Linked DNA regions of Homo sapiens: regions 1, 2 and 3 are each linked to region 4. A link is a loop called in an ENCODE intact Hi-C map of the cell type or tissue named here. Cell type or tissue: GM12878. All regions are shown on one strand.

Evidence for each region. Peaks named below come from ENCODE experiments on the same cell type or tissue, not always from the same donor. Only the 100,000 strongest peaks of a DNase experiment are listed, where the experiment ranks them.
Region 1: a loop joins it to region 4, with 8 times the contacts of the local background. A loop is called at or near these places in 107 of 110 quality-filtered maps.
Region 2: a loop joins it to region 4, with 8 times the contacts of the local background. A loop is called at or near these places in 94 of 110 quality-filtered maps.
Region 3: it touches region 4 in a loop (2.6-fold over the local background); 10 of 110 quality-filtered maps call a loop at or near these places.

What each region holds. Positions count from the first base shown.
Region 1 is chr1:202,311,564-202,319,563 of GRCh38, forward strand. It overlaps LGR6 (leucine rich repeat containing G protein-coupled receptor 6), which reads left to right. Exons shown (of 18, transcript NM_001017403.2): 17 at 3,239-3,319; 18 at 6,389-8,000. The coding sequence ends at 7,644. Among named protein-coding and RNA genes, the nearest start is that of UBE2T, 26 kb to the right of the region's middle. RefSeq lists a silencer at 6,858-7,018. In GM12878, a CTCF peak has its summit at 4,228 (motif pointing left); a DNase peak (open chromatin) is centred at 4,218; H3K27me3 peaks cover 200 bases.
Region 2 is chr1:202,716,306-202,724,305 of GRCh38, forward strand. No RefSeq gene overlaps it. Among named protein-coding and RNA genes, the nearest start is that of SYT2, 9.9 kb to the left of the region's middle. In GM12878, a CTCF peak has its summit at 3,479 (motif pointing left); a DNase peak (open chromatin) is centred at 3,426.
Region 3 is chr1:202,270,141-202,278,140 of GRCh38, forward strand. It overlaps LGR6 (leucine rich repeat containing G protein-coupled receptor 6), which reads left to right. Exons shown (of 18, transcript NM_001017403.2): 5 at 6,166-6,381. Among named protein-coding and RNA genes, the nearest start is that of UBE2T, 68 kb to the right of the region's middle. In GM12878, a CTCF peak has its summit at 4,663 (motif pointing right); no DNase peak of the experiment used is centred here; H3K27me3 peaks cover 138 bases.
Region 4 is chr1:202,188,515-202,196,514 of GRCh38, forward strand. It overlaps LGR6 (leucine rich repeat containing G protein-coupled receptor 6), which reads left to right and starts at 5,285. Exons shown (of 18, transcript NM_001017403.2): 1 at 5,285-5,687. The coding sequence starts at 5,476. It also overlaps the pseudogene PTPRVP. RefSeq lists a silencer at 495-544 and enhancers at 3,871-4,674, 4,369-4,418. In GM12878, CTCF peaks have their summits at 580 (motif pointing right) and 4,487 (motif pointing right); no DNase peak of the experiment used is centred here; H3K27me3 peaks cover 854 bases.

The sequences.
Region 1 (8,000 bases), 120 kb after region 4:
ACAGGAGAATGGCTTAAGCCCAGGAGGCGGAGGTTATAGTGAGCTGAGATCGCACCACTGCAAACTCCAGCCTGGGTGACAGAGTGAGATTCTGTCTCAAAAAACTAAATAAATAAATAAGTAAATGAGAAAGATAATGGATAGCTCATAGGCTGTTGGGGAAGACTAAAAGATTCCATAAATGATGAAGTATGCTCATCGCTACTACTGAGGACTGGTGCCTTCTGGTGTACATGTATAGGGAGAGTGCAACTGTGGAGTCCGGGGCACAGTGTATGGAGGGCAAATGGTGGGCAGGCAACCTGGGGGTCTCTGAGAGCCTTCTTCCCAATGTATTAACACACCTCCCTAGGGAGGGTATGAGGACCCGATGAGGAGCAGCCCAGCAGCCTGGCTGGCTCTGGGCCAGCAGACAGCTGTCCCCGGGGGACATTCCCGGATGTCTGCTGTACACTCCCTCAGGGGGCTGGAAGGAAGAATGGAAACTTTCCTTCCTCAAGGTGAAACTTTCCACCGAGCTTAGGTCTTGGAGAACCACAGGGCGTCAAGATCGTGGGCTGCCTGCCGCCTGTAACGGGAGCTAGGGCAGGGCCCCCCACTTCCTGTGGGAGCTAATGAGCCTCGAGAAGGAAAGCCAGGAGCTGCTGCTCCAGCCAGATTCGATTTCCTCCTCGTTTGAAGAGTGGTTACTTAACACCTTGGCTGTGATTTTCCCAGCCTCAGACAGAGTCCACGGGTTTCACCCCTTGTGTTTCATTCATGCATTTTGATTTCAAAGAATTGCTGAACTTCTTTCTGGAGAGCAGGGGTGGGCAGGGAGTGAAAGGTAGAGAGGAGGAAATGCCAGGACTCTGTGGGCACGACTCAGCCTCCGACCTGCCCTGATGGTGTCTGGGCCAGGAGCAGCTTCACAGTCTTCCTGCCTCCTGGGAAAGCTCCCAACTGATGGTGTTTACCCTTTAAGTGAGGAGGAAGGATCCACACAGGAAACAGACTTTGTGAACCAAAGATGGAACAAGTGCAACAAACAGAGTCACCTATCCATTGCCCTGTATGATGGAGGAAGAGCCCACAGGATGCTGTCTCTTAAACCTGAAGATTGTACAGTTACCTTTTGAAGACAAGCCATTCTTTCCCCAACTTGGGTCTTCAGACACATTTCCAGTCTGACCTGAGAAACTTGTCTTATTCTTTAAAAAGCCTTTCAGTGATGGATTATCACTGCAAAAAATGTTTTGTCTTTATAGATTATAAAATGTTCTAGATTCTCATTTCAAAATTCGTATAGAATTTGTGGACCTCCAGCATGTCTGCAACCCCCTAGAGTTCACAGGCCCTAGTTTGAGAAACACTGCAAAAGTGAATAAGAAAAAAAAAGTGTAAGGCCGGGCACGGTGGCTCACGCCTGTAATCCCAGCACTTTGGGAGGCCGAGGCAGGCGGATCACAAGGTCAGGAGATCCAGACCATCCTGGCTAACACCATGAAACCCCATCTCTAAAAAAATACAAAAAATTAGCCAGGCGTGGTGGCGGGCGCCTGTAGTCCCAGCTGCTCAGGAGGCTGAGGCAGGAGAATGGCGTGAACCCAGGAGGCAGAGCTTGCAGTGAGCCGAGATCATGCCACTGCACTCCAGCCTGGGCAACAGAGCGAGACTCCATCTCAAAAAAAAAAAAAAAGTGTAAAGCCTGGACTTAGAATTGAAAAGAACATTAAAGATGATCTAGTCCAGCCTCTGACTCAGGTAGAAGTGCTTTCTCTCCCATTGGGGACTTTCTGTTTAGTATCATCAGTGACAAATTATGTTCAGCTCATGCATCTGTAAATCTCCTGAACCCTCCCCACCCCCTGACCCCCCAAAGTAATCAGTCCCTTGCCTGGGAAAGCATGATGGTTAAACATCTGGGCTCTGTAGTCAGACAAACCTGCATCTGAATTCTAGTCTATTGCTGTGAGGCTGCAGGCAAGCCACTTAACTTCAATGAGCCTCAGTCTCCTTATCTGTCACCTGCCTCACATGGATGTTGTGAAGGTTAATGGGACCATGAAGATGAGGACTGACTGGGCACAGTACCTGGTGCCGAATAAGAACTCAAGAAATGTTAACCCTTATTGTTCAGTGAATCTATTAGCTGAAAATTTTTTTCTAATTGATACATAATAAATGTATGTATGGGGGGCACATGTGATTATTTAATACATTCATATAATGTATATAAAGATCAAATCAGAGTAATCGGGATATCCTTTGCCTTAAAAATTTGTCTTTTCTTTATGCTAGGAACATTCAAATTATTCCCTTCTAGCTAGTAAATAAATCTGTTAGTTGATGGCACTCATTGTAGCATGACAATTTGTTTCCTTATTAGTCTCCACAAGCTCTTTGAGAGCAGGTCCATCTCTTATTCATCCCTGAAATTCTTCTGCATTTGCCCAGTGCCAGAATTGCACTCAGCAGATGTGGACCTACTCTGCACCTGTTGAAGGTGGGGTGTTCCTTTGCTGGACAGCTCTAATTGTGGGAACTTACTCTTGTTAGGAAGTAGTAGAGTGTCTCCATTCGAATCATAATTTGCCTCGTTCTACAGTCCATCCATTGATCCTGGTTCTACCCTCTGGGGCAAAACAGCATGTAGAAGTCAAATTCCTTTACCCCTAACAGTCCTTCAGCCCTTTGAGGACGGCCATGATACCCCCACTTACTCTTACCTCCTCCAAGTTAAACACCGCCCAGTTGCTTTGACTGTTTCTCTCACAAATGGCTTCTGCTCTCCCACCCCCTAGTTCACTCGTTCACGTCTAAACACACTGCAGCTCACTGATGTTTTTCTTAATGTGTAGTTTTCACAACTGGACACAAAATTACAGTGACAGCCCAGCCAGAGTAGAGAATGTGTGATCACTAGCATACATTATTGAAACAGCTTCCACTCCAACTCGAAGCAGCACTTGTGGGTAAGGCTGACTGGAGAGGACATAGAGCCCTGACTAATAGAAAGAGAAGGTCTAGGTGAAATGTTTGCTGTGCACTCTTCAGTGCAGATAATCCACATGTGGATAATAGGAAGCTGACCAAATCTTTACCCCCAAGGGTAGAAATGGATGTGCCGGGTTGCTAGAATGAACAGTGCTGAGCAGAGTTAGTAAGGGACATCTTAAAGGAGGGGGCATTTGGAGAAAGGTAGGGCTTGACTGACACCAAGACCCAGGACCCTGCATCACTTTGTCTCTCCTTTCAGATGACCAGGACCTGGATGAGCTCCAGCTGGAGATGGAGGACTCAAAGCCACACCCCAGTGTCCAGTGTAGCCCTACTCCAGGTGAGGTGGTGTCTGGGGAATGGGGACGAGGGGGAATGGAGAAAGGGCACCCAACCACCTAGTTGAGGTATTAGTTCAGCCTGGCATGTCTGCAGCCACATTCTTTGCCTGACTCCCAGCCTGCTGCAAGAGGGCCCTCCTTTCGTAATTCCTGGGGAAGGAACTGGAGTTCTTTCCCTTGGGTGGCTGCTTGAGGGGAGTAGCATGAATGGAGGCGAAGTCAAGCAATCAGCCAATTAGCATTTATGCATCCAGGATAAAACTACTGTTACACAGGAGAGAAGCAGGAAAGAATGCCTTGACCCCATTGCTCAGGGTGGCACGTGGGACTGCTTTTGAGTAATCCCTCAGTCTAAGACCCATACCACAGAATCCTAGAGCCAGGTGGGACTCCAACAGGTCACCTTCTCCATCCCTCCCTGCTCCATCCCAGGAAGATTACAGTCTCTGTTAAAACTCTGCACAGTGGAAAAACTCCATAGTATCCCTGGGTAAGTCCTTACAGCACCATCTAACGCTTATAGTTGCGGAAGCCTCCTTTAGCATCTAACCTAAATCCATCCTGCTATAAAGAAAGCAAAAAAGAAAATTCTCTTTCTCTTTGGTGCAATTCAACTTGAGACATTTAGAGTGAGGAAGTCCCTTCGCTTGCATATAAAATGCTAACAGGCCACAGAAGGTGGCAAGCAGCATGCTACTTAGGCAAGGATGGGATTCTTCAGAATGAACAGAAGTGATGAACAGTTTGCTTCTTCTATTTCGTTCCACCTCCGTTTTCCAGTTTTCCAGCTTTCTCTGGCCCAGGACCCTTGCCTTCTCCCTTTACCCTCTCTAAAGCCTATAGAGTGATTGCCTGGCCTTGCCCAGCCCGAGTTTTCAGTGCTTGGTGACAACAGCACGCCCTCTAGTGCCAGCTTGGGGCCAGAGCACTAACCCAACCTGGAGGAAGCAGGTGCTGCTTCTGACTTGGAAAAACACACATGCTGCATTCACAATGCCATGGAAATTTCACCTCTGAAAACCAGTAATCAGCAGGGATGAGGTAAAAGAGGAAGTTCCAAAAGACAAAGTCCAACTCGAGCTTGCTTCTAAAATAACTCACACCAAATGGTCAAATAATTATGGTACATTTTATGGTACATAAAATATGTTTTGAGTAATATAAAAATATTTCTCTGGGAAAAAATTTGGGAAAGTCTGCTTGATAAAAATGTGACTTAAAGAGAACGAGAAACGCATATACAGTTGTCTTAGTCCGCTTCGTGTTGCTATAACAGAATACCTAAGGCTAGGTAATTTATAAAGGAAAGAGTTTTGTTTGACTCACAATTCTGGTGGCTGGGAGGTTCAAGATTGGACAGCTGCATGTGATGAGGGCCTCAGGCTGCTTCAACTTGTGATGGAAAGCAGAAGGGGAGTGGGTATGTGCAAATAGATCACAGGGTGAAAGAGAAGCCAGACTCCCTTTAACAACCCACTCCTAGGGAACTAATCCATTCCCTGGATTGATTGAGAACTCACTCACCCTCACAGAAGGACATTAATCTGTTCCTGAGGGATCTGTCCCCATGACCCAGACACCTCCCACTAGGCCCCACCTCCAACATTCCCACATTGGGGGATTCCATTTCAGCATGAGTTTTGGTGCAGACAAACCATATCCAAATGATAACAACAGTAAAATCTTAATTTAGCTTGAAAACCTATATGTATGTATGTATTTTTTAAAGACTGGACGGAAGCATACCAAAATAATGAGTTATCTCTGAGAGGTGAAGTCTCATGTCATTTTAATGTTTTCATGTTATATTTTCAAATTTTCTACAGTTATCACCTATTATATTTGGTAATAAGAAAGAAAAGGTTTAAAAATAGCTCCCACAAAAGCCTCTCAAATTCCCAAGCTACCAAGAAACACATTGAAGAACAAGAGTGGAAAGCCAAAGAAAATGAAGAAATAATATTTCCAAAGTTACAAGGTGATTTAGGAACAGACTTTGGAGAGAGGGATGGAAAACACCAGGATCTCACGCATCTCGTGTGGACCTAGGTTGGAAAACCCCAGAAGTCATCTGTATTTTGATTTACTGTACTTGAGGCAATTTACCTCCGAAATACTGATTGACTGACAAGTATTCAATGTGGTCTGTACCCCTCTCACAGAGCAAGGGAGAGCCAGCCTGGTATAATATTTGGTCAGGACTCTCCCACAGTGGAGGACTTAGTGGATCACTGGGGACTGACTGAGAGAAACAGAGCCTCAGGCATAGACTGGTTACTGTCTGGGCAGTCCCTCATGCCTCTGTCCCTACCCACCATAGCTCCCAATTCTGATACCCTCTCCACTCCTTGATGGCAGCCTGTCCTTCCTTTCTTTCCAGTGCTGTCCTTCACTTAACATTTCCTCAATATCTGGGTTTGTACTGTATTAATTTGTACCATGTGTGTGTTTTTTTGTTTTTTTTTTGTTTTTTTGGGGAGAGAGAGAGTCTTGCTCTGTTGCCCAGGCTGGAGTGCAGTAGAGCAATCTTAGCTCACTGCAACCTCCGTCCCCCGGGTTCAAGTGATTCTTCTGCCTCAGCCTCCCAAGTAGTTGGGACTACATGTGCGTGCCACCACACCCAGCTAATTTTTTGTATTTGTAGTAGAGATGGGGTTTTGCTTTGTTGGCCAGGCTGGTCTCAAACTCCTGACCTCAGACAATCCATCCGCCTCAGCCTCCGGAAGTGCTGGAATTATAGTCGTGAGCCACCATGCCTGGCCTATATGCGTTCTATGTTCTGGTGTATTGAGAGGAGGGTTAGGGTTCACCCCACTTGCAGCTCTTCGGAAGAAGAGTCGTGTATGTCCCACAGCTGGGAGTTCTCTAAGGTGAGAGAACCTCCAACTTGGAGTTCTCTGGGGCCAGAAACAGGGTCAGCCTCCCTTAGACTGGGAGTTTTCCGAGGGCAAGGGCCATGTTCATCTCCTTTTGATTGGAAATTCTCTGAATACAGAGGCTGACCTTGGTCCTGAAGACCTGGTCCCACCATCCTCTGGCCCAGGGTTAATGTCTGATCTCTCCTACAGGCCCCTTCAAGCCCTGTGAGTACCTCTTTGAAAGCTGGGGCATCCGCCTGGCCGTGTGGGCCATCGTGTTGCTCTCCGTGCTCTGCAATGGACTGGTGCTGCTGACCGTGTTCGCTGGCGGGCCTGTCCCCCTGCCCCCGGTCAAGTTTGTGGTAGGTGCGATTGCAGGCGCCAACACCTTGACTGGCATTTCCTGTGGCCTTCTAGCCTCAGTCGATGCCCTGACCTTTGGTCAGTTCTCTGAGTACGGAGCCCGCTGGGAGACGGGGCTAGGCTGCCGGGCCACTGGCTTCCTGGCAGTACTTGGGTCGGAGGCATCGGTGCTGCTGCTCACTCTGGCCGCAGTGCAGTGCAGCGTCTCCGTCTCCTGTGTCCGGGCCTATGGGAAGTCCCCCTCCCTGGGCAGCGTTCGAGCAGGGGTCCTAGGCTGCCTGGCACTGGCAGGGCTGGCCGCCGCGCTGCCCCTGGCCTCAGTGGGAGAATACGGGGCCTCCCCACTCTGCCTGCCCTACGCGCCACCTGAGGGTCAGCCAGCAGCCCTGGGCTTCACCGTGGCCCTGGTGATGATGAACTCCTTCTGTTTCCTGGTCGTGGCCGGTGCCTACATCAAACTGTACTGTGACCTGCCGCGGGGCGACTTTGAGGCCGTGTGGGACTGCGCCATGGTGAGGCACGTGGCCTGGCTCATCTTCGCAGACGGGCTCCTCTACTGTCCCGTGGCCTTCCTCAGCTTTGCCTCCATGCTGGGCCTCTTCCCTGTCACGCCCGAGGCCGTCAAGTCTGTCCTGCTGGTGGTGCTGCCCCTGCCTGCCTGCCTCAACCCACTGCTGTACCTGCTCTTCAACCCCCACTTCCGGGATGACCTTCGGCGGCTTCGGCCCCGCGCAGGGGACTCAGGGCCCCTAGCCTATGCTGCGGCCGGGGAGCTGGAGAAGAGCTCCTGTGATTCTACCCAGGCCCTGGTAGCCTTCTCTGATGTGGATCTCATTCTGGAAGCTTCTGAAGCTGGGCGGCCCCCTGGGCTGGAGACCTATGGCTTCCCCTCAGTGACCCTCATCTCCTGTCAGCAGCCAGGGGCCCCCAGGCTGGAGGGCAGCCATTGTGTAGAGCCAGAGGGGAACCACTTTGGGAACCCCCAACCCTCCATGGATGGAGAACTGCTGCTGAGGGCAGAGGGATCTACGCCAGCAGGTGGAGGCTTGTCAGGGGGTGGCGGCTTTCAGCCCTCTGGCTTGGCCTTTGCTTCACACGTGTAAATATCCCTCCCCATTCTTCTCTTCCCCTCTCTTCCCTTTCCTCTCTCCCCCTCGGTGAATGATGGCTGCTTCTAAAACAAATACAACCAAAACTCAGCAGTGTGATCTATAGCAGGATGGCCCAGTCCCTGGCTCCACTGATCACCTCTCTCCTGTGACCATCACCAACGGGTGCCTCTTGGCCTGGCTTTCCCTTGGCCTTCCTCAGCTTCACCTTGATACTGGGCCTCTTCCTTGTCATGTCTGAAGCTGTGGACCAGAGACCTGGACTTTTGTCTGCTTAAGGGAAATGAGGGAAGTAAAGACAGTGAAGGGGTGGAGGGTTGATCAGGGCACAGTGGACAGGGAGACCTCAC
Region 2 (8,000 bases), 530 kb after region 4:
TAGGAAGTCAAGAAATAACGGCAGGCTTCCCTGATGAAATAACCTTTCAGCTACCACCAGAGGAAAGACTGGTTTTCTAGGTAGGCAATGAAGAGAATGGCATCCCAGGCAAAGACAGCAGTAGTGGATAAAAGTATACAGTGCACTCATTGAAGAGCTTAAGCACTGGAGTCAGAAAGCTATGTGACTACTCTAACGCCTCAGTTTCCTTATTTGTTAAATGAAGACTTCACCACCTACTTTGAGGGATTGTTGTGAAAATTAAATAGTATAATGGTTCTAAACAGCAAGCAGGGCCTTAACAAAATAGGTAGCTTCTATTATGTGGCTTAGGGAAATGTAAATAGCTCAGTGGAGCTAGAGTATAGGGTAGGTTTGGGGAGGAGGGAAAGATCAGAGGCAAAGGCAAGCTCATGACAGATTCTGTAGACCAACTGTTTGGATTTTCTTCAGAAGGTAATGGAAACCATTGAAGGAATCTAAGCATAATCCATTTTATGCTTTTAGAAAAACCACTCACAGCTGGAGTTGGGTTAGAGGGCCTGTAAGTTCCCTTCCTTTGCTGACTTCTGAAAGGAGGCTGCATACTACATACTGCCGTGCTCACCACTTTGGATTCTGGAGACAGACTTCCTGAGTTCCAATCTCGGCTCACCTCTCAGAGGCCATGAGTTAGTGACTTCATTTCATAGCAGCATGGTGAGAGTCAGCTTAGGTTATCTGATATCTAGGACAGTACCTGATGCTCAGTCAGTGCTCAGTGCGTATTGAGTATTACAGTAACTGTTATTATTTCTGGCTCCAGAAGACCAGCAAGCCTAATGATGATTCTCTACATTGTTTGCTCCAGAGAGGTTGAGTGACTTTCCCAAGGAAGCCCAGTGAGTCTAGAAGCCATGGGATAGCTGCCTACCTCCTCATACTGTCTAGGGCCTGGCTGGAGAAAAGTTCAAAAAGGAGGATTGAACACCCTTTGTTAGATCCTGTTCCTACCACCCTAACCCCTGGCCACAGAACATTGATTGCACATGGTCTCATTTCTAGACTCAAGATAGCTGTGTGTGTGTTCGTGTGTGCACGCACATGTGCACACATGCTAAGACCTACAAGCAAAACATGTTTATTGGTCTTTTTAATTATTTATTTTTGAGATGGAGTCTTGCTCTATTGCCTAGGCTGGAGTGCAGTAGTGCGATCTTGGCTCACTGCAACCTCCTCCTCCTGGGTTCAAGCAATTCTCCTGCCTCAGCCTCCCAAGTAGCTGGGATTACAGGCGCCCACCACCATGCCTGGCTAATTTTTGTATTTTCAGTAAAGACAGGGTTTCACCATGTTGGTCATGCTGGTCTCGAACTCCTGACCTCAGGTGATCCACCTGCCTCATCCTCCCAAAGTACTGGGATTACAGGCGTGAGCCACTGTGCCCGGCATTGTTGGGTCTTTTTTCTGGGTTTTGGAGCACTGTCTAGGAGCTTCTGCCCGAAAACGTTCTGCTATCCCAAGGGCAACTTACCTTGGGTCCAACCAGCCTAATGCCGTGGTTTCCTTTCCCTAGTCAGGCCAGGCACCTTAAGAGTTTCCACACATTTGCTTATGCAGTTCCCCATCACTAAGGTCTTCTTGTATGGATTTGCTTTGGTTGCCAGGAATGCAATATACCTAGCCTCAGTCCCAACTGAGGTGGCTTTGCTGATGGTGGGTGGAGGAGTTGAGAGCTGAGTACCATGGTAGAGCTGCCATCCACACCCCAGCAGGCCCCTGAGGGCAGGGTCCCTGCCTACAGACCTGAGTGTCTGCCCTCTGGGGCAGCAGGTACCGTAGCCTTAAAGAGGCAGCTGAAATGCATTTGTGACTTCAGTGAATTACCCAAACCAGTTTAGGAAAAAAAGAATGTTCACTCAGTTCTCTAAAAGAAGGCTTATATAAGCCTCACTCAACTACCGGTGGGAGAAAAACCACAGCCTTTAAGGGCATCCATCAGCAGCTATGTTGGGGAGTCGTTAGGAATGGTTTACTGCTTTGTGGAACCACACATCTGAGAGGCGGCTCAAGAGTACTCAGCGGCCTTCCATCTTGTTTATAGGGCTCAGCCTCAGGAGCCAGACTGTCTGGGTGCATCCTGGCTGTCTATGTACCAGCTGAATGGCCTTCAGTCTTAACCTCGCTGAAGCCCAATTTCCTCATCTGTAAAATGGGCATGATAGTATCAATCTCATTGGGATGTTGTGAAGATTAAATGAGTTAATATATGCAAGGGATCCAGAGCCTGGAACGTACTAAGTGCTGTGTTAGCTTTTATTATTTCTCACCATGAAGTGTGCTAATGTGAAATGCCTTCTTCCTCAGCTTGCCCTAGATGTACATCTTGTTCTGGCTACACAGAAGTCACTGAAGGTACAGAGCACAGACTCCTGGGACCTCTTCCCTAGTTCTTCTCCATTCACACAAAGAGTTGCCTCAGTATTCAAGGGAACCACTGAGCCAAAGCCTGTCCCTAGTCAGAGAACCATTACTGGAACAATTTGCAGCCAATGCCCCTGACTTACCTTAGGTGGTGCTTTAGGGAGCTGCAGTCAAACCAAACTTATGAGGGGAGGGGCAGATAAGGACAGAGTACCCCTGGGGACCTTGTAAACCAGTCTTATTTTAAACATGCCAAGGCTCCATCTTCGGCAAAGCCACATGGCCAGTTTGGCAATAACCTTATTTCAAGTGTCAACTCAAATCAAATTTTCACCTTTCCTAAGCCTTGCTCTTTCTTCTCTAGCTCCATCACAATGTGCACGCACACTGGAACAAGAAACTTGAAACATTATTTTACATAGTTTCCTTCTATATTAAATTTCAAGCTCCTTGGGTATAGTGCAGTGTCCCCGTTCTATACAAATCTACAAAGCCTAGTAGGTGGTTAGTATGCTAGGCACATAACTGGGATCATCACTGGCTTAGGGATTGGCTCCACCTCAGGTAGAATGAGAATCCAAAGCCTGATCTTCAGTCTTAGGTCTACAGCCCAGTCCAGCCTGGGCAATAGCAAGACTCCATCACTAAAAAGATAAAAATTAGACTGGGCATGGTGGCTCACACCTGTAATCCCAGGACTTTTGGAGGCTGAGGCAAGAGGATAGCTTGAGCCCAAGAGTTAAAGACCAGCCTGGGCAACATAGTGAGACCTTATCTCTATTTTTAAAAAAACAGAAAAAAAGAGTAAAAACTAAAAAAAAAAAAAAAAAACATTAAATCTCCAACCTAATCTTCCAAACAGCAAGCAGGTTAGATATACACAATGAACTGAAGAATTTTGTGAGGGGCAAAACATTGCAGAAGATTAGATCCTGATGTCTAACTTCAGGGCAGGTCACAGACCAGAAACGGAATGGAGAGTGGCCTTAGGTATTCAAGTCTTTCCACCACCGCTTTCCCTCCCGTGGAACTAGGAGGGGAAGCAGCTCAATCCTGGTCCTCTGCTGCCCTCTTCTGTTGCTTATTAGAAGCTCCTCCTGGCTTGTCCCGAAGGGCCTGGAAAACAGCCACTTCCTCTCCAACATCCCATCCCACCTGCCCCACCCTATGGTTTCAGTATATTAGGGGATTGATATTACAAGCAAGAAAGATAACTGTGATTGCCATTAGTTCAGACTGGGCTACTAATTTGTCTTCCTGAGCAAAAAAGCAGTAGACTTGGGCACAGCCTTCCTTTTTTTTTTTTTCCTTTTTGAGATGGAGTCTAGCTCTGTTACCCAGGCTGGAGAGCAGTGGTACGATCTCGGCTCACTGAAACCTCTGCCTCCTGGGTTCATGCCATTCTCCTGCCTCAGCCTCCCGAGTAGCTGGGACTACAGGCGCATGGCATCATGCCTAGCTAATTTTTGTACTTTTAGTAGAGACGAAGTTTCAACATGTTGGCCAGGCTGGTCTCGAACTCCTGACCTCGTGATCTGCCCGCCTCAGCCTCCCAAAGTGCTGGGATTACAGGCGTGAGCCACCGCGCCCGGCCAGCCTTCCTTTTAAGAACGCTGGAGTTGCCCCCACATCCAAGGATCTGGCAGATATGGAGCATGCTCCTTATTTTGAACTCTAAAGCTAACAAGTTATCCTATAGAGGCAGATCTTTTTTTTAAGCTTACAAGTGAGGGCACAATTTTGCATCAAAATTCCAGCCTTCCACCCTCACCCACAGGGAAATATTACCTCATGTGTTACAAGGATTAAATAACATATGTAAAGCCCTAATAAGACTGGGCGCAGTGGCTCACGCCTGTAATCCCAGCACTTTTGGAGGCTGAAGGGGGCAGATCACTTGAGGCCAGGAGTTGGCCAGGAGTTCAAGATCAGCCTGACCAACATGGTGCAATCCCATCTCTACTAAAAATACAAAAATTAGCCAGCATGGAGGCACAGGCCTGTAATTCCAGCTACTTGGGAGGCTGAGGCGTAAGAATCGCTGGAACCCAGGAGGTGGAGGTTACAGTAAGCAGAGATCTCGCCACTGCATTCCAGCTGGGGCGACAGAGTGAGACTCTGTCTCAATTAAAAAAAAAAAAGCCATAAGAACAATATCTGGTAGTTAGTGCTATAGAAGTGTTTTGTTTTTGTTTTTGTTTTTGTTGTTTTTGAGATGGAGTCTCACACTCTCGCCCACGCTGGAGTGCAGTGGCACCATCTCGGCTCACTGCAAGCTCTGCCTCCCAAGTTCATGCCATTCTCCTGCCTCAGCCTCCCCAGTAGCTGGGACTACAGGCACCCGTCACCACGCCCGGCTAAATTTTTGTATTTTTAGTAGAGACGGGGTTTCACTGTGTTAGCCAGGATGGTCTTGATCTCCTGACCTTGTGATCTGCCTGCCTCGGCTTCCCAAAGTGCTGGGATTACAGGCATGAGCCACCGCGCCCGGTGCGTCTTTTTTTTTTTTTTTTTTTTGAGATAGAGTTTTGCTCTTGTTGCCCAGGCTGGAGTGCAATGGCACGATCTCGGCTCACTGCAACCTCTGCCTCCCAGGTTCAAGTGATTCTCCTGCCTCAGCCTCCCTAGTAACTGGGATTACAGGCATGTGCCACCACGCCCGGCTAATTTTGTATTTTTAGTAGAGACGGGGTTTCTCCATGTTGGTCAGGCTGGTCTCGAACTCCCGACCTCAGGTGATCCACCCACCTCAGCCTCCCAAAGTGCTGGGATTACAGGCATGAGCCACCGCGCCCGGTGTTTTGTCTTTTAAACTCATAGATGTGATAGAGGTCATAGTATTAAAAGGACATGGGATTGGAGTCTGGCTCAGCTACTGGCCACAAGCCTTATGCAACTTCTGCCCATATCCCAGTTTAAGTCACACCTCCTCCACAACTGATTCCTCGGTGCTCAGTCTATAGGCCATCTAGCAAAGGAGATAATGATACCTTCCTATGTCCGCTTCCCTGAGGACCTCATCATTCTGGACTCATAAAAAGCCTTCAGTAATAATACATGCCAATTCTGTCCTCCACCCTTGTCCAGTGAAGGTGGCTCTGGGGTAAGGAATTAACAGTGAAGTTTCCGATCAGCACACTTTGGCCCTCTGTCCAGGGCCGCCTTTCCTTGTGGTCATCACTTAAATTGTAATGCCTATACCAAGAGCACCTCGACTCTTCCCATTTTCCCTTTGATCTATACATAAACCTATCCCATGACCAAAGTTTAGAGGAGGAGGTATGCAAAGACCCAAAGGTTTTCTCCGCTATTAAGGGCTGGCGACTTACAACCCCTAATAATCTTAACTGAAGATTAGTACCTAAACTCAGTGTCATGTTTTTCCCTCCTTCTGACCAATAGGACCAGCCATCAATATGGCAAGAGGATACATGGCCCTTATGGAAACCGAATGGTGCTATCTGGTGGCCAAGCTGAAGTGGCAGCCAGAGTTGCCCTAAGTTTAGCCGTGGCTCAAAGGACACATACTGAATGAAATCAATGGGAACGATGTTGAGGTAAGTGCTTGCATATTCAGTCACACTGCCTTATTCTCTCTTCTAACTCCCCTCTGCTTAACTGGACATTCTTTTCCTTGATTCAGTAAGACCTGCTTTAGTTGTTCACTCTTGCTCCTTGAAGGGTTTGAGTGGAGTGTGAGGTGGTATGGAAATGAAGAGGGCACAGAAACAGGCTGTGGGCACTCATGTCCACCATGTCCTCTGCTAATCTCCTAAGGCATGCCAAAGTCCAGAAGCCTGTGCCCAGGATCTGCCTCTTGTGAAATTGCCTAATGTACAGAGGTATCTGTGAAACACACCATGTTAAGGACCATGGGTTCTTGGTCTCAAGAGGGAAAAGGAAACTAATCATTGAGGCATTTTGGTCATTTGAGGGTGGCCACTTCAAGGCTAAACATGGCTGCTAGATTTCAAGACATCTCTAAAAAATAAAAGTACTCCACAAACAGGGCTATAAAAAAAAATAAGTGATCTATCAGTGACTGGAGGTTAAACCCTAAGTCACATTTGCCCACTCTATTCCCTGCTGGCTGGAAGTAAGAGGAAATGTGGGGACAGCAACAGAGATGAAGCAGGTTCACCAATTCCAGGACCAATATTCTTAGTTCTTTGAGACATGTAGAATGTCCTGGACAAGGAACTAGCAAAGCAACCAGACCAAGAGCTCCTCCTTACAATAAGGCTAAGGCCCAGATCAGGGATAAGGCCCGCATATTATTCCAAAGCCCACCTCTCCTAAGGACGGGCTTAGTGAAGTGTTGCTTCATCTATTTAGTTTCCATGCCTGTGACATAGTAACAGTGACTATGATGGGTTAAAAGCATTAAAAGAACAAAATTCCAAGTGTGCTATAACTGGCCAGTGGATTAGGATGGCTTCAGAAGCTATGGAGCATCTTAAACACCAGGCTTCTCCTAGGAGCTTAGAAAGTCTTGCAAGAGGCCAGGTGCAGTGGCTCACTCCTGTAATCCCAGCACTTTGCGAGGCCGAGCCAAGCAGATCACTTGTGGTCAGGAGCTCGAAACCAGCCTGGCCAACACGGTGAGACCCTGTTTCTACTAAAAGTACAAAAATTAGCTGGGCATGGTGGTGGGCACCTGTAATCCCAACTACTTGGGAGTCTGAGGCAGGAGAATCACTTGAACCCAGGAGGCAGAAGTCGCAGTGAGCCGAGATTGCGCCACTGCACTCCAGCCTCGGTGACAGAGTGAGACCTCATCTCAAAAAAAAAAAAAAAAAAAAAGAAGAAAGTCTTGCAAGAGGCAGACCAAGTGATTTAAAAACAGACACTCTCTTGCATGTAATGCCAGCACTTTGGGAGGCCAATGCAGGATGATCCCCCAATGAGCACAGGAGTTTGAGACCGGCCTGGACAACATAGTGAGACCCCATCTCTACAAAAAAACTTTTTTAAAAATTAGCCAGGCTTGGTGGCCCACACCTGTAGTCCCAGCTACCTGGAAGGCTGAGGTGGGAGGACCGCTTGAAGCACGGGAGGTGGAAGCTGCATTGAGCTATGATCACGCCACTGTACTCCAAACTATGTGAAAGAGCAAGACCTTGTCTCAAAAAAACAAAAACAAAACCAAAAACCACACACACACACACACACACAACCAGATACTAATACACTCTTAAGCAACTTCGACCAACCTATGCTCTCCCTCTACATTCCTTCTGTAAAATATACTCGTGGTCTCGGCCTGCCGAGCACCTGTGGCCTGCTCTCACCAAGTAGTATTTGTTCCTAATCATATACTAGGTCAAATTGTTATAGTAACTATGTTTTGACTATTACATAAACCAATGAAATGAGTGTGTAAAGAGTTTTTATAAAAACCAGATTGAGTTAGTTGTAAAACTGTCTATTTAGGTGGGTAAAATTCTTACAAAAGATTGGAGAAAATGATAAGTATTTAGAATTCTAAAATCAAATTCCTAGGCCAGGTGTGGTGGCTCATGTTGGGAGGCTGAGGCGGGTGGATCGCTTGAGGTCAGGAGTTCGAAATCAGCCTAGCCAACATGGTGAAACCCTGT
Region 3 (8,000 bases), 82 kb after region 4:
ACAAAGAACTGTGAGTCTCTCTGTCATTCCTTCGCTTTTGGGGAACTAGACTGGTAGAGTGAAAAGAAGCTCTGAGTTGTTTTGTTTTGTTTTTGTTTTTGCTTTTGTTTTTTTTTTTTGAGACAGAGTTTTGCTCTCGTTGCCCAGGCTGGAGTGCAATGGCGCGATCTCGGCTCACTGCAACCTCCGCAACCAGGGTTCAAGTGATTCTCCTACCGCAGCCTCCCAAGTAGCTGGGATTATAGGCGTGTGCCACCACGCCCGTCTAATTTTGTATTTTTAGTAGAGATGGGGTTTCCCCATGTTGGTCAGGATGGTCTTGAACTCCCGAACTCAGGTGATCTGCCCACCTCAGCCTCCCAAAGTGCTGGGATTACAGGCGTGAGCCACCACACCCTGCGAAGCTCTGAGTTTGAGTCCCAGCCCTACCACTGCCTTTGGGCATTTCTCTTTATCTCTGTGGGCTTCAGGCTCCTCATATGAGACGAGTGAGGCTGGAAGGCTCCTTCAGGCTCTGACACAGTGTGATTCTTAGTGTACGCTATTGTCCTGGGTCGCTGTCAGTGGGTCACTTCTTGCTGTCTAACCTAAAGCTCTTCTGCTACGCTTGCTCCCTGTTAGGTCCTCATCTCATTTCAGTCAATTCAGACCAGGACCCTATGTCCCCATCTCCCTGGGATGTCCTATGACCTGGCGACTTTCACACCACATGCCCCTTGGGACTTGGAGGGAAGGGTCCCCTTCCTTCCCTCCCTGCTTCAGCCTCAGCCCTTAGCTGGGGGAGTATGAGAAGCAGTTTGGCCCTCGACAGGTTAAGCTGTTTCCCCAGAGCCTAAGCAAGCCCGAACTGGCCTGTGAGGTCCCTGCTAATCTGCCCCATTACTGCAGGTAAGAATTATAATCAGAAATCACTTGAGGGGCCAGGTCCACGTGGGAGAACGAGAGGCGCTGCTGGGGGTTGTTGATTCTGTTCCAGAGCTTAATTGGTATAATTGCTCTCTTCAGCCTGCCAAGCCAGAGTCCATCAGGATTGGCTCTCCCACCCTCTACGGGGAGCTGCTTAAAAAGGTCTTTTAGTCCCAAGTGGAGGATTCTGCTGGCGGCTCGGAGACTCCTTCAGCAATCCAATACCCCTTTCCTGGCTGCCAGATGGCAGGGGAGCCTAGGACCCCCCTACCCTAGAGGACTAGAGATCCCAGGGGAGCCTGAACCCTGACTTGAAAGGGTGGGGGAATTCTCCAGAGAGCACCTTATCCTACCGGGAGCTGGGTGGGGAGATAGTAAGAGGGGTTGCTCTATAGCCAGGTGTCGACCCTTAGGTGTTCCCAAGAGTCAGAGGTTCCTGGGGGCAGGGAGCAGGTGTCCAACCAGAAAATACAGGGGAGGCTGGGCGCGGTGGCTCACACCTGTAATCCCAGCACTTTGGGAGGCTGAGGCGGGTGGATCACCTGAGGTCAGGAGTTCGAGACCAGCCTGGCCAACATGGTGAAACCCTGTCTCTACGAAAATACAAAAAAATTAGCCGGGCTTGGTGGCAGGTGCCTGCAATCCCAGCTACTCCAGAGGCTGAGGGAGAAGAATCGCTTGAACCCGGGAGGCAGAGGTTTCAGTGAGCTGGGATTGCACCATGGCACTCCAGCCTGGGCAATAAGAGTGAAACTCTGTCTCAAAAAAAAAAAAAAAAAAAAAGAGAGAGGGGAGAGAGGAGAAAGTTTAATAGAAGCCAATACTGCGCCTGTCTCCTGCTGCCTCCTCCACTCCCCTCTGTGCTTCGTGGAGTCTCCCTCTAAGGGGGTGTTTGTCCTCACTGTCTCTGGGGTGGGCAAGTCATCAAACCATACAGCTGAGGAAAGCAACACAAAAGGTTAAAGGAGGGTATTTGTGGCTACATCTGTGTGATGGCAAAGCCCACACCTTCCACATCACAGGAGCCCCCTGGGTCAGAGCTGCCAGATAAAATACAAATGTTGCATGGGACTTATTCAAACTTATACTTGCTTATCTGAAATTCAGATTTAACTGGGCATTGTCCCAAATATTACACAGGACATATTTATGCTAAAATTATTATTTATCTGAAATTCAAATTTAAATGGGTAGCATGTTGTTTTATTTGCTATATCTGGCAGTGCTACCCTGGGTCCATGCCCCACCCCCAAGCCCACCTGGCCTGAGTGTAAACGCCCCGTCTCTCTGCTCATCCCAAACACAAACACAGTCCTGGCCGATTTCTTCCATGTGCTCATTCCACCTTCTTCATTTGCCAGTTTTCTTCCTTTTCTCCTTTGGTGTGTCCCAGTTCCCAAGTACCAGGAGCAGGGCAGCAAACACCTCCCCTCTCCAGCCCTCAGCTGCTCTACCATGCCACTTAGGATATCATGAGCCAGGACAGAAGATAGTTTCTCTCTGACAGAGCGGAAAGAGGCCTGGAGGCTCAGCCCATCCAGCCCTTCCCTAAGAGGCTGAGAAAGTAAGGCCCTGTTTTAAGCCAGTGCCATGCTCGGCCCAGCCTGGCAAAAGGGCCCTTCCCAAGCTCTCCTGCCTATGGGTTACACAAAATGCAGGAGATGGACTAACCAGGACTGTAGGTTACATGTGTGAGCGTGCACATGCATGTGGCCAGCAAACGTGTGTACTCACACATACGCACATACATAGCAAAGGCCACTTCCAAGTGCCCCCTGAGCTCACAGAATAAGTTTTCCCCTTGCCCTGCCCTGACCCACTTCCTGCCTGCCTCCTAGCACCTCCTTATGGTACATGGCCATCTTCTCAGCTCAGCCACAATCTCTGCCCTGGTGTCCCACCTGGGCAGGACACCTAGGTGAACAGGTGAGCAGGTTCTTAACCTCCCATCATGCACCTCAGTGCCAACACAACACAATGGTGAGGCACATGAATTTTGACGTTAGACAACTTGGGTTCAGATTTAAGCCCTGCAGCTTACTAGTTGTGGGGCCTTGGGGGGCTTAATCTCTCTGTAAAATGGGGCTAATCAGAGCTACCTCAATGGCATTTTTGAGAAGATACAGGACACGGTACCTGGTATTGTATACCTGGCATATGACAAGGACTCAATAAATGGAGACAGTGATTATTATTGGTGTCATGGTTGTCACTGTAGGGATGTTCTCTGCCCTGAGCTTCAGAGAAGGAGGTACTGCCCCTCTTAGGGAGTCAGGCTTCCTGGGTCTGTTAATTTACCCATTAGGAAGGCAGTAGCAGAGAGCAAGGCCCAGATCTGCGAGATGTGTCAGGCCCCTCCCTGGCCCCACATCCAGTGGGTTGCTGGGCCTTATCAATGTGACCTGTTTTTTTTTGTTTTTTTTTTTTTGAGATGGAGTTTCGCTCTTGTCGCCCAGGCTGGAGTGCAATGGTGTGATCTCGGCTCACCACACCCTCCGCCTCCCAGGTTCAAGCAACTCTCCTGCCTCAGCCTCCCGAGTAGCTGGGATTACAGGCGTGTGCAACCATGCCCGGCTAATTTTGTATTTTTAGTAGAGACGGGGTTTCGCTATGTTGGTCAGGCTGGTCTCGAACTCCGACATCAGGTGATCCGCCCACCTCAGCCTCCCAAAATGCTGGGATTACAGGCGTGAGCTACCGTGCCCGGTCATCAATTTGACCTCTTAAGGATATCCAAAATCTCTGTTCCCTTCCCCCATCCACACTGGACCTGCATTCTCTTCCCTCAAGGCCCTCATTCATGACACCCCTTTCCATCTCTCCTTGTTGAAATCCTATCCTACCTTAAGAAGGCCATCTCAAATGTGACTTCTTCCGTGTGGTCCTAAGCAGGACTCAGGGCTTAGGTATCTGTCTGTGGTCTCTGGAAAATCTGGGACTAAGATGCTGCTCCCATGGAAAGGGCCTTTCCAGGGTTAGGAGGAGAGTCTGGGCATCTGCTGGGTGGGCATCTGCAGACGGGGGAAAGCGGGAGGTGAGAGCCCTCACCACAATAGAATGGGGTGTCAAAGCAGGACAGCCAGGATCCTCGACCATCCCTGGTAAGGGGGGCTGTCCAGGTCTCCTCTAGCTTACTGGTGTGCTTGGTCAGGCCATCAGTTTGAGGCTTGGAAGCAGAGGATTCAGAGGGCATGTATTCACTCATTTATTTATTGCCCATTTATTTAAAAACATTGAGTGCCATCTGCAAACTAGGCATTGCGCTGGGTGCTGCGAGTTCACAGCTGAATGTAGTGCCTGCTCTGGTCATATATGCAGGAGGTTGAGGTAGAGCCCTCATCTCTTGGAGTAATTTATGATCAAATCTAAGAACGAGGGCTCCCAGGACCAGCTGAGCACTAACCACAGCAGGAAATGGCTTTCTACATCCTCATTCAGTCTTCCTCTCTTCTCCAGCAATCCAAGGTTGTTAGATTGGAGCATCAGATCTGGAAAACCTAGCTCAGTGCTTTAAAAACATTAACGTGCTGATGAATCAATGAATCACCTGGGAGTCAGGTTAAAATCCAGGTTCTGATTTAGTAAGTCTGGGGTGGGGCCTAAGATTCTGCATTTCTAACAAGCTTCCAGGTGATGCTGGGGCTGATGGTCCATGGGAGTCCACATTAACACAAAGCTCCCCAGGGTGGTTCAGCCACAGACCATCAAGGGTGTGACGGCCACCACTGGAGAACCATGTCCAAGGTGACAAGCCTTGCCAGCAGAGGGCACTCACTGAAGGGCTTTTGGTCCCATCATGTCAAGTTTGATGTGGGTGGGAAGTCTTTCCTAACTACAGCTTTTGAAGAGTGTCCTGGTGAATGTGCTTTCACACCCAAGACTTCAGTGTTGGCCTATCCACCCATGGCCCCCTTGCTGGTGAACTAGGGAGTGTTTCCCAGTGGTGCTTGAGGTCTTCACAGAGAGAGCACTGATGAGATGCTCAGGGAAAAGACAGAAGCACTGCTGGACCTTCTACAAGGGGGCTTGTGCTGTTGGGATGAAAGAATATCACCCCATCCCACCCTACTGATCATATCACTTCTCCTTTGGGTTCAGGATTATGGAGCTGTAGGGCCTTTGTGGGTAAGGCTGGGGTTTCCATGGCTTAAATGCCATATGGCTATGTGGGAGGACCATGGCTCAGGGCTAAGCCTCGCTTCAAGATAGGAAAGTCCAGCAATAGATCCATGGTACAGGTCAGTTTGTCTGGTCCCTGTGAGACCATCTGCTTAGGGCAATAGGGGTTCAGCCCAAGTCCCAACCTGGGGCTCAGAGACAGTAGCATGTTGATAAAGGCTGTCGTGGCCTGGGCACATGTGTAAAAAGCTAAGGTTGAAAAATCTCCTTGTTTTGCTGGGCTGCTAAGATCTTCTAGGGCTCCCATAAGTAATCCTCATATCACCCTAGAATCTCTGGTTATGCACAAGCAGGATCACCCACCATCTGTTCACCTGTTCTGAGAGGCAGCTAATCAAGAACTTCAACTGTGGCATGCAGGGGCCTCCTAGAGGTCATCAACTGAGCAAGAAGCCCCAGGACTTTAGCAGGAGCCCCTTGCCCCCTGGGCCCTTGAAGGGACAAGGAACAGGTGGTGCTAGGGATGGGTGACAGGGAAGGGCTTACCCTTTTGGGGAGGCATTTTTCTTTGGTTCGGTTCAGAGGGAGGACATTTCCCTCTGCCAATGCTGAGAACATCTCCATTATATGGTCTTGGACTATCATAGAACAGTTAGCAAGGTCGAGGTCACACTCAGAGAGCAAGGGTAATATGGCATAGATTTGGAAGCCCGGGAGTATGGATGTGAAGGGAAATACTGGCTATCCACAAACAGGCTATGGGTTCAGCCTTGGGTCTGAGAGGAAGAGGTGGGGTCATTCATAGAAACATATGGTGTAGAGGATCAAGAAGGATCAAGAACTGTGGGTTGGTGGGAGGTGGAGGTTGCAGTGAGCCAAGATTGTGCCACTGCACTTCAGCCTGGGCAACAGAGCGAGACTCTGTCTCCCAACAACAACAAAAAAAGAACTATGGGTTGGAATGGAGCCAAATATGGGAACTCGAAGAGGCGGGATACAGGATACATGGTGGCCAAGTCACAACTTTAGTCCCAGGGAGCCTCAAAGGCCCTGTTGAGGGCCTGGCTGGCCCAGTCTAGCCCCAAAGCTTGGTCTGCATCTTGCCCTGGATTGACCCCTCTCCATCCTCTCTTCCACCAGGCGCCTAGATGCCAACCTCATCTCCCTGGTCCCGGAGAGGAGCTTTGAGGGGCTGTCCTCCCTCCGCCACCTCTGGCTGGACGACAATGCACTCACGGAGATCCCTGTCAGGGCCCTCAACAACCTCCCTGCCCTGCAGGCCATGACCCTGGCCCTCAACCGCATCAGCCACATCCCCGACTACGCGTTCCAGAATCTCACCAGCCTTGTGGTGCTGTGAGTGCTGCTCTGTTCCCCATCCCCAGTGGGGTCCTGCTGGGGGCTGGGGGCTGCATGTTTACTTGAGTTGGATTGGAGCCTGGCTAGCTTTGCTCTTCTTTGCATGTTGCTAAACCTTCTGGCCTCCCTTTGGAAAAGCATGAGGATGACCATTCCCTGTTGATCCCATAGGGTTATCATGAGGTCAAATGACATGAGAGCTTGAAAAGTGCTCTGAGAGTCACTAAAGGGCCAGGGTACTATAATCAGAAAATAGGAATTAAGCCATTATTTTCTTGCCATGCACATATAATAACTATACCTTGATAACTGGAATATAAATCAAGAATTTCTTAAGTAATTTCTACCATATTTGACAATTAGATGATGCAGTCATATGCTTTGGCACAGGGATGGGATAAATTCATCTCATTTCCCAGGCCTTAAGAAGCAGAGAAAAGTCATCACTTATAATTAGACAGCAAAGCCCCATCACTGTAATTACCTGGGAGATAGCATCCCTGGCAGGAATTGGGGACTGGGGTTAACTCTGCCTCCCCAGTGGGAACTTTAGAGGGCAAATTAGCTCCCAGCTAATTGCTATGAATGATTGGTAAGTTCATAGGGTAATTACTAAAAGGGCTTGGAGGTCATGTATAATTGCTTTGGGTTACACACTAATTGCTGCAGGAACATGGCTTAGGAACATGCATGTTAGTGACTCTACTGGATGGTAACATTGCCCCCACGCCCCCCGCTTTTGAAGATCTGGCGTGATTTTCTAAACCAGGGAATGGATGATACCTAGTTCCATTTGAGAGATGAAAAGGCAGGCACCAATTTGTTTGTCTAATTCTCTGTCCTGGGAAGCTGGAGAACCAAGGTCAATATCCTTGTGGACTATATTCTTCTGTCAGGGTGCCATACCCTCCCTTCTTCTGGGAGTCACGGGGCAGGGTGGGGGGGTATTTAGAGAGGGTAAACAGAACAAGGTGATTGGTTCTAACTTTGGTGACATCCCCGTGACATTGTGAGAGGGTGGGGTCAGGCCTCTGTGAGGGATAAGATTACTGGAGAAATAAGAACTTCATGGTTGGCCCCAGGTGGATAAGAAGGAGCAGGCATTTATTGAGCCCCCATGTGGTGTACTGAAAACTCAAAAAACTGTGAGATATAGCCACTGCCCTTGAGGGGCTTTCAGTCCAATTGAAAGAGCAGAATAAATATGGGAAAAAAATAACAAATGATGTAGTGAAACTTATGCTAACACAGCCAGATGATAAATTCAGACTCATAGCAGCATAGATATGGTGGGAAGGCTGAGGTGGAGGGGAAGGAGGCTTCCTGGGGGAGGTGGGGTGGGACCTGGGCCTGGAAAGATGATGAAATGAAGAGAATGGGGACATTCCAAGCAGATAGCAATAAAGACATGGAGGGGAGAGTAAGCGTGTTTGGCTGCCAGTGACCAGGCCAGTGTGGCTGGAGCAGAGGGTCCCCATGCAGAGCTCAGGAGAAGAAGCTGGAAAGGTGCATGTCGGGACTTTCAACGTCAGAACAGAGAGCTTGGCTTCTCTCTGCTCGTGTGGGAGGGAAGCTTGAAGGTTTTCAGGCAAGGGTTAAAAGGGAGTATTTTAGGA
Region 4 (8,000 bases):
GACAATGGTCTTGGGGGAGTGGACACTGGAAGCCCCTCCCTGCCCCTCTGGCATAGCCTCAGATCTCCCTGGGCCCTGCTTGGGTTATGGGCCAAAAGGACACAGTCTCACAATGCCCCTGTCTTCCCCACACCCTACCCTGTCCTCAGGAATATGGTGGGAATTTACCGCCTCCCTCCCTGGGCCCAGGCTGGCTGGCTGGCTGACCAAGTGTTCGGTGTCCCTTCTCAGTCCCTGCACCCAGGTTGGATTTTTGCAGATCCCCGGACACCCCCGCCACATCCCCGGACACCCCTGCCACACCCCCTTTAGGTACCTCATCCAACTCTAGGTCAGTTGCAGCAAGGGTGCGACCCAGCTGGGCACCTTCCTGGCCATGGAGCAGCTGCTGCAGCAGGCAGGGTCTGAGTGCACCGTGGATGTCTTTAACGTGGCCCTGCAGCAGTCTCAGGCCTGTGACCTTATGACCCCAACGCTGGTGAGAGGCGATGGGGCTGGGGTGGGGGCGTGGGGGCTCAGCTGTGGGAAGGGGTGGGAGGTGAGGGAGCTTCTGCCCAGGCCTCTAGGCAGCACCACCCGGGTAGCCACCAGGTGGCGCTGTGGACCTCTGTGCATTCTCCCAGATGGAGCCCTAGGGGTTGGGACACACAAGGGAGCCCTTTTCTGTTAGATTGGGGCAGGCGGGGCGAGCCTCCTAACCCTATGTCCATCTCCAGAAGCAGTATATCTACCTCTACAATTGTCTGAACAGCGCACTGGCAGACGGGCTGCCCCTGAGTCGGCACTGGTCACTGTGCAGGAGAGGTTTGTGCCCTGTGGGATGGGGACAGCATTCCTGACACATCCACGTGGGCCTGGGCTCCCCAGAAGGGCGGCCTCCACTGGGCCCTGTGCTGCAAAGGTAAAGGGTCTTGGAATAAAGACCTGTGGCCAAGCGTGAAGCTCAGTGTGTTCTGTCTGTCCGTCCTCAGACCTGGGCCCCGTGTGTGGGTCTTGTGGGCAAACGTGGAGCCGGGATGGAAGCTAGGACCTGGAGTCTGGTTGAACTAGGTGACCTATGGCCCCTATGGTGTTGGTTTTTCCCCTGAAGCAATCCTCTCCCTGCTAATCCTTCAGTTTCTAAATATCCTCAGACTTTGGTCTCTCCACGTCTAGTTTCCTGTGGTGCTAAGCCCTGGATTCAGAATCACAGCTCCAAATTGTTCGTCCTCTGCCCCACCACCCTGTACGCACCACGCTGTATGCAGTAGGGTTTATCCTGTTTCCCACTTCCCTTCTCCTGCCATCCCCAGCCTTCTCTACCTGCCAGAGCCCCCAGGGGCCACCCTCAGCCCCCACCAGGATGGAGGTGCCAGAGCTACCCTGTTACTCAGAAGGCAGGCGCTGGAGGCACCCCTCAGGCGGAGGTGCCAAGTTTTCCCTGCTCCTTTGCTCTCTCCTCCTTCCTCCCCTCCACATAGGAGGAGGTGGAGGAGAAAGCAGGGAGGGCATATGGAGAAAGGAAAAACCAGGAGGAGCAGCAGAGACCAGAAAAGAGGGCGGGGAGGCAGCTGTCTGTCCCACACACTCTAGGACTGCACTGCATACCATGTGCGTGATTGCTGGTGGCCACATGAGCTCCTGCCTCCCTCCCTGGTCAGGCTGGGAGTTTCCAGGTGCAGTGCCTGATGCTGGACCTTAACTGCCCCTGGTGGAAGGCCCTGGGAGGACACAGAGAAAACCTGGACAGATCAGAGCAAGAGTCCCTGAAGTGGAGTTGGGTCTCCCCAAGGGGAAGAGGGGAGAGCTCTTTGGCCAACCTGAGTTCCTACTAAGGTGCAACGGGTCAGAAGTCAGTGGAGGGTCCTTCTCAGGGCTGGTTGAAGAAGGGTACAGAGGTCGTGCTGGCTGCTCAGCCGGGAGCTTTCCCAGAATGAGACTAAAGCACTGGTGCCCTCCCAGGAGGACTAAATGTCAGTGTCCTCCATATGCCATGTTTATCAGGAGCTGAGGGTGGGCCCCCTAATGACCCTCATAAAAGCAGGCTGGAGGCTCTGCTCTGAGCTGCCCAAGTCTGTCTCAAGCAGCTGCTGCTGAGGTTGAAACAGGGCTCAACCATGGCTTTTCCACTCTGGGAAGATCTCACATTGGAGCAGCAGGAGCTGCAAATGAGATGGAGCCGAGGCTATGGTTGAGTGAAGGAAGTGCAGGCTGGCCTGCGGTAGCTTTCTTCCATAGGGCAGAGGTGGCTCTATCTGTGGGTCTTTCTGGTCATGTAGGCCCATCCTCTGGCCTTCCTAGGAGGCTCGTCTTCTTTTATTTATTTATTTATTTATTATTTTTTTTTAATTGATCATTCTTGGGTGTTTCTCGCAGAGGGGGATTTGGCAGGGTCACAGGACAATAGTGGAGGGAAGGTCAGCAGATAAACAAGTGAACAAAGGTCTCTGGTTTTCCTAGGCAGAGGACCCTGCGGCCTTCCGCAGTGTTTGTGTCCCTGGGTACTTGAGATTAGGGAGTGGTGATGACTCTTAACGAGCATGCTGCCTTCAAGCCTCTGTTTAACAAAGCACATCTTGCACCGCCCTTAATCCATTTAACCCTGAGTGGACACAGCACATGTTTCAGAGAGCACAGGGTTGGGGGTAAGGTCACAGATCAACAGGATCCCAAGGCAGAAGAATTTTTCTTAGTACAGAACAAAATGAAAAGTCTCCCATGTCTACCTCTTTCTACACAGACACGGCAACCATCCGATTTCTCAATCTTTTCCCCACCTTTCCCGCCTTTCTATTCCACATAGCCGCCATTGTCATCCTGGCCCGTTCTCAATGAGCTGTTGGGCACACCTCCCGGACGGGGCGGCTGGCCGGGCAGAGGGGCTCCTCACTTTCCAGTAGGGGCGGCCGGGCAGAGGCGCCCCTCACCTCCCGGACGGGGCGGCTGGCCAGGCGGGGGGCTGACCCCCCCACCTCCCTCCCGGATGGGGCGGCTGGCCGGGCAGAGGGGCTCCTCACTTCCCAGTAGGGGCGGCCGGGCAGAGGCGCCCCTCACCTCCCGAGCGGCTGGCCGGGCGGGGGGCTGATTCCCCCACCTCCCTTCCGGACGGGGCGGCTGGCCAGGCGGGGAGCTGACCCCCCCATCTCCCTCCCGGACGGGGTGGCTGCCGGGCGGAGACGCTCCTCACTTCCCAGACGGGGTGGCTGCCGGGCGGAGGGGCTCCTCACTTCTCAGACGGGGCGGCTGCTGGGCGGAGGGGCTCCTCACTTCTCAGACAGGGCGGTTGCCAGGCAGAGGGTCTCCTCACTTCTCAGACGGGGCGGCCGGGGAGAGACGCTCTTCACATCCCGGACGGGGCGACAGGGCAGAGGCGCTCCCCACATCTCAGACGATGGGCAGCCGGGCAGAGACGCTCCTCACTTCCTAGATGGGATGGCGGCCGGGAAGAGGTGCTCCTCACTTCCTAGATGGGATGGCGGCTGGGCAGAGACGCTCCTCACTTTCCAGACTGGGCAGCCAGGCAGAGGGGCTCCTCACATCCCAGACGATGGGCGGCCAGGCAGAGACGCTCCTCACTTCCCAGACGGGGTGGCGGCCGGGCAGAGGCTGCAATCTCGGCACTTTGGGAGGCCAAGGCAGGCTGCTGGGAGGTGGATGTTGTAGCGAGCCGAGATCACGCCACTGCACTCCAGCCTGGGCACCATTGAGCACTGAGTGAAGGAGACTCCGTCTGCAATCCCGGCACCTCGGGAGGCCGAGGCTGGCGGATCACTCGCAGTTAGGAGCTGGAGACCAGCCTGGCCAACACAGCGAAACCCCGTCTCCACCCAAAAAATACGAAAACCAGTCAGGCGTGGCGGCATGCGCCTGCAATTGCAGGCACTCGGCAGGCTGAGGCAGGAGAATCAGGCAGGGAGGTTGCAGTGAGCCGAGATGGCAGCAGTACAGTCCAGCTTCGGCTCGGCATCAGAGGGAGACCGTGGAAAGAGGGGAGAGGGAGAGGGAGAGCGAGAGCGGAGGCTCGTCTTCTACTTTCAGCGCCATGGCACCAACTGGAGGCCTAGGGTCAAGGTCTGCTCATTTCTTGGTCCAGCTATGCAGCCCCTCTAGCCCTGGGAGGTTATTGGGAGAGTGGAGAGGTGTTGATGAGAGGATCCTGGCATGTGGAAAGACAGGGTGGAAGAAATCCTGGATGCCTCTGAGGTCCCAGGTTTCTAGTATACCCTCTGGCTGGACCATGGGGAGATAGGGCAAAAAAAGGAAGGAGGGGGGCCCACAGCCTGCTCTAGCTCTGCGCGGGGGCTTGGCTCAGCATGGGAGAGACCAGAGAGAGCAAGAGGCTGCATGAAGGAAGCACAGCCAGCTCACTATGGTCTAAGGAGAGAACAGGGATTGACCTCAGTTTTAACCACCATGCCCTTTGCTCTCCAGGGCTCTGGGGCCGGCCCAGGTCAGCCACTTGGTGGGATTCCAGCCTCAGGGTGGCTGAGCTGCAGGTGCAGCACCCGGCCTCCAGGTGGCACCAATCCGCTTACTTTGAGGTGGGCTCTGACAACCAGCTGAGCTGCCCACAGTCCCTCAGACTCCCGAGGTCCTGGGAGCAGGGATCAAGGTGGTCCCCAGGCCGTAAACCTGACAGAGGCTGCAGGAGTGCATTTCCACCCAGGGTGCACTCAGCGGGTGTAACTCCACACCCGTTTCTTTGGAGTCAAGGCCCGGCCTCTCAGTGAGGAGACTGCTCCTGGTTGCCCACCGTCGGGTCATCCCAGCCTGCAGTGGAACCCTCCGCAGCCTGGCCTCTTCCAGGGTAGCCCCTCACTCCCCTCTCTCCTGTCCTAGCAGACAGGCCAGGGAGGGTGGACGAGTTCCAGCTCTGGGGATGTCCCATCAGCTGTGTCACCTTGAACAAATCATTTTGCCTCTTGGGTCTCAGTTTCCTGCAGTGTGAAACGTGGTGGAGGCATGAGGGGCAATGGGAGCCCCAAGGCCTCTTTCAGAGACCTCCTCTGGGTCCCATGTGACCTCGTGGCTGTCCCCAAAGGCAAGAGGGTCCCCAGCCCTGCGGCCAAGGCCCTGGGACACCCTATCCAAACAAATGCAGGTCTCTGACGGGCTGAGCTTTGCTCGCTTGGGTTTCTTTGCTTTCTTCCTTTTTTTTTTTTCTTTCCTGGATGAAATTCCTGCCAGCTCCGAAGGAAGGAGGGAAGAGGAGCGAGCCGCAGTGTAGAAAGTTTCCTTGACTCCTCCTCCGGCTGGGTCTCCCTCCCTTGCCAAGCCCAGCCTGTGAAACTGAATAACGAAGATCACTCAACAATGCCTGCCCCTCTCTGACTGCACCGTCCCGGCGCTCCCACCGCCGCCGCCGCCGCCCAATAGAGCCCCTGGGGCGGTCCCCACCGACGGTGCAGCCCGCCGGGACCGGGAGGAAGCAGCTGCGGCCATCGCGCCGTGCGTCCGCGCCCGGCCGCCAGGTGCCCCAGTAGCCCGACCGCCGAGATGCCCAGCCCGCCGGGGCTCCGGGCGCTATGGCTTTGCGCCGCGCTGTGCGCTTCCCGGAGGGCCGGCGGCGCCCCCCAGCCCGGCCCGGGGCCCACCGCCTGCCCGGCCCCCTGCCACTGCCAGGAGGACGGCATCATGCTGTCTGCCGACTGCTCTGAGCTCGGGCTGTCCGCCGTTCCGGGGGACCTGGACCCCCTGACGGCTTACCTGTGAGTACTGCCCGCCTGTCCCCGCCTGGTCCTGCGGGCTGCTGGCTAGCGCCCAGTCCCGGCCTCAGCAGGGCACCTGCTTGCTTGGTGCCCTGGGGCATGGGCATCCCGGAGAGGGTTTGCCCCCTTCCAAGTTGACCGTTGCGGGACTGGGGAGGGGAGAAGAGTCTGAGACTAAATACCAGGCGAGCAGGGAGACCGGGCTTCCCTGACTTGGCTTCCCCATTGGCCTCCGTGCTTGTGGGCTGACTATGGGAGCCCAGGCTTGGCGAGGTGGGTTCTGGACCCTGAGCGGGAGGGCGCGGGGCTGGCTGCTCCATCTCCTGTTGCTGCATTCTCTTCTAGCAGAGCAGTGCCCGGGATGGTGGCTGAGGGTAAAGCTGACAGAACTGGAGGTGGAGGTGAGGGGAGCGTGCCCCAGTAGGGTGGAAATAATGTCTGTTCTTCTGCCATGGTGAGGACAACAGGGCTGTCACACTGAGGCTGGGTGGCCTTCGTGGGGGCGGGGGGGGCGGGTTTCCTAGAAGCTGGGAGGGGGGCCTTATCCACTCTTGTCTCCTCAGAAAGGGACTCTGCCAGCACCATCTCCCTTCACTGGGGCCTCCTGGCTCCCCCAGGGGCCTCCCTAAAGTCATGTCCCAAGAGGCTGTGTTGGAGACACTAATTTGTGGGCAGGCGCCGAGGCTGAAAACCAGAGAACCATTTTTAGCGTCTGAGTTGGGGTGAGATGGCGCGTGAAGGGGACCCTACTGGGGGCAGCTGTCCTGTCTGTCTGGCTCATGGGAGCTTCCCCTCAGAGCTGGAGGGCTGGGGGCTCTGGCTGCTCACCACCTGGGCAGGAGGAGGGTGAGAGAGCACATTCCAGGCCACCCACCTGCACCCCCAGCCCCGCTCTGGGGCAAGGAAACCTCCTCCAGCCCAGCTCTGCAGGCTCTATCAACTTCCTCAGAGGAGCTGGGAGCAGGTGGGAAAGCCTGGTGGGGCCTTCTGCTGAGGGCTAGGATCCCAGAGTTCCTTCTGGCCTGAGAGAGGCTCCTTATGGCTTTGGGGTTCCAGCACATGGGAGCTTAGAGGAAGAGGAGGCTGGGTGAATCTTTATAGGGGCCTAGCAAGAATTTGTGGAACTAAAGATGCTCAGTGTTGGGAGTGTCCTGGTGGGAGGTAGAGGGTCCCAGAGGGCAACTCTTCATGGGGCTCCTCTCCAAATGTCCCTGTCCCCAGGTTGGGATGTCCCCCTCCACTCCAAAAGGCACAGGCTGTGGGCCAGGTAAGGGAGTGGGAAGAGAAAAATAATGTCCATCTAGAAGGACAAATGGAATCCTTCACAGTGCAGTAGGTGACGGCAGAGGCAATCATGGGAATAAAGGTACCAACTGCACAGAGCCTGGGCGCTCAGCATCTGGCAAAGCAGGGCAGGCTCCGGCCCCACCCTACACACAGGCCAGCCCCTCTTTCAGCAGTTTTCTATCCTGGGAGTATGTGACATTGGTTCATTTGAAGACAGGGTCCTGTGGCTAAAGAGTTTAGATGTGACTTCTGTGGAGCCTTTCTCTGGGTGAGCTGAAGGAAGGTCCCTTGCCTGGGTTGAAGGGGCAGGGGAGATAAGGCCTTCCAGAGCTTCCTTTCCCAGCATTAAGTCTTCCTAGACTGGTTAATGACCCTTTTTCTAGAAGGACTTGGGGAAGGAGGTACACTGTCACCTTTGGAATTCAAGCATCCTACCATCCATGCTGGCAGAAGTTTTTCCCACTAGCTTGCCACAATTCCCTCGGAGCTGTGAAGTCTGCATTTGGGTTCAGTGGAGGTGGGGTTTTCTGAGCTGGTCTGTGTCTTCCTGGGGATTGAGAAAGCCCCTCTCTCTCAAGACTCAGGGGATGCTTCTGAGAGTTGTGGAGAGAAGAGAGGGAGTGGGAGCTATAAAGAGTATGATGGGTCCTGAGGCAATATGGGGAATTTAGCAGTGGGGTCTGGAATATTGGAAGGAGGTGGCAGAGGACCGTGTCCCCTGCCCTGGGCTGGGGAGGGGTCCCATCTGGATGGTGCATGAAGGATTCCTACAGTTGTCCTGAGGGTGTCTCAGAGGAGGAATTTTCTTTCTTTGCCCTCTCTGGAGAACAGCTCTACCAGAAAGGCACCTGAAGGTGGGGTTGAGAGCTGGCATGCAGAAGAGCCAGGGTGGGGAAGTCTTGGGGCTCCTTTCTCTTTTCAGCGATGTTAGGAGATGTCCAGCTTGGCCCTGCCCCATGTATCCCAGCCCTTGCTGAGGAGAGCACAGATTCGCATCTGATGATATAATCAGCAGTGCCTCTCTCT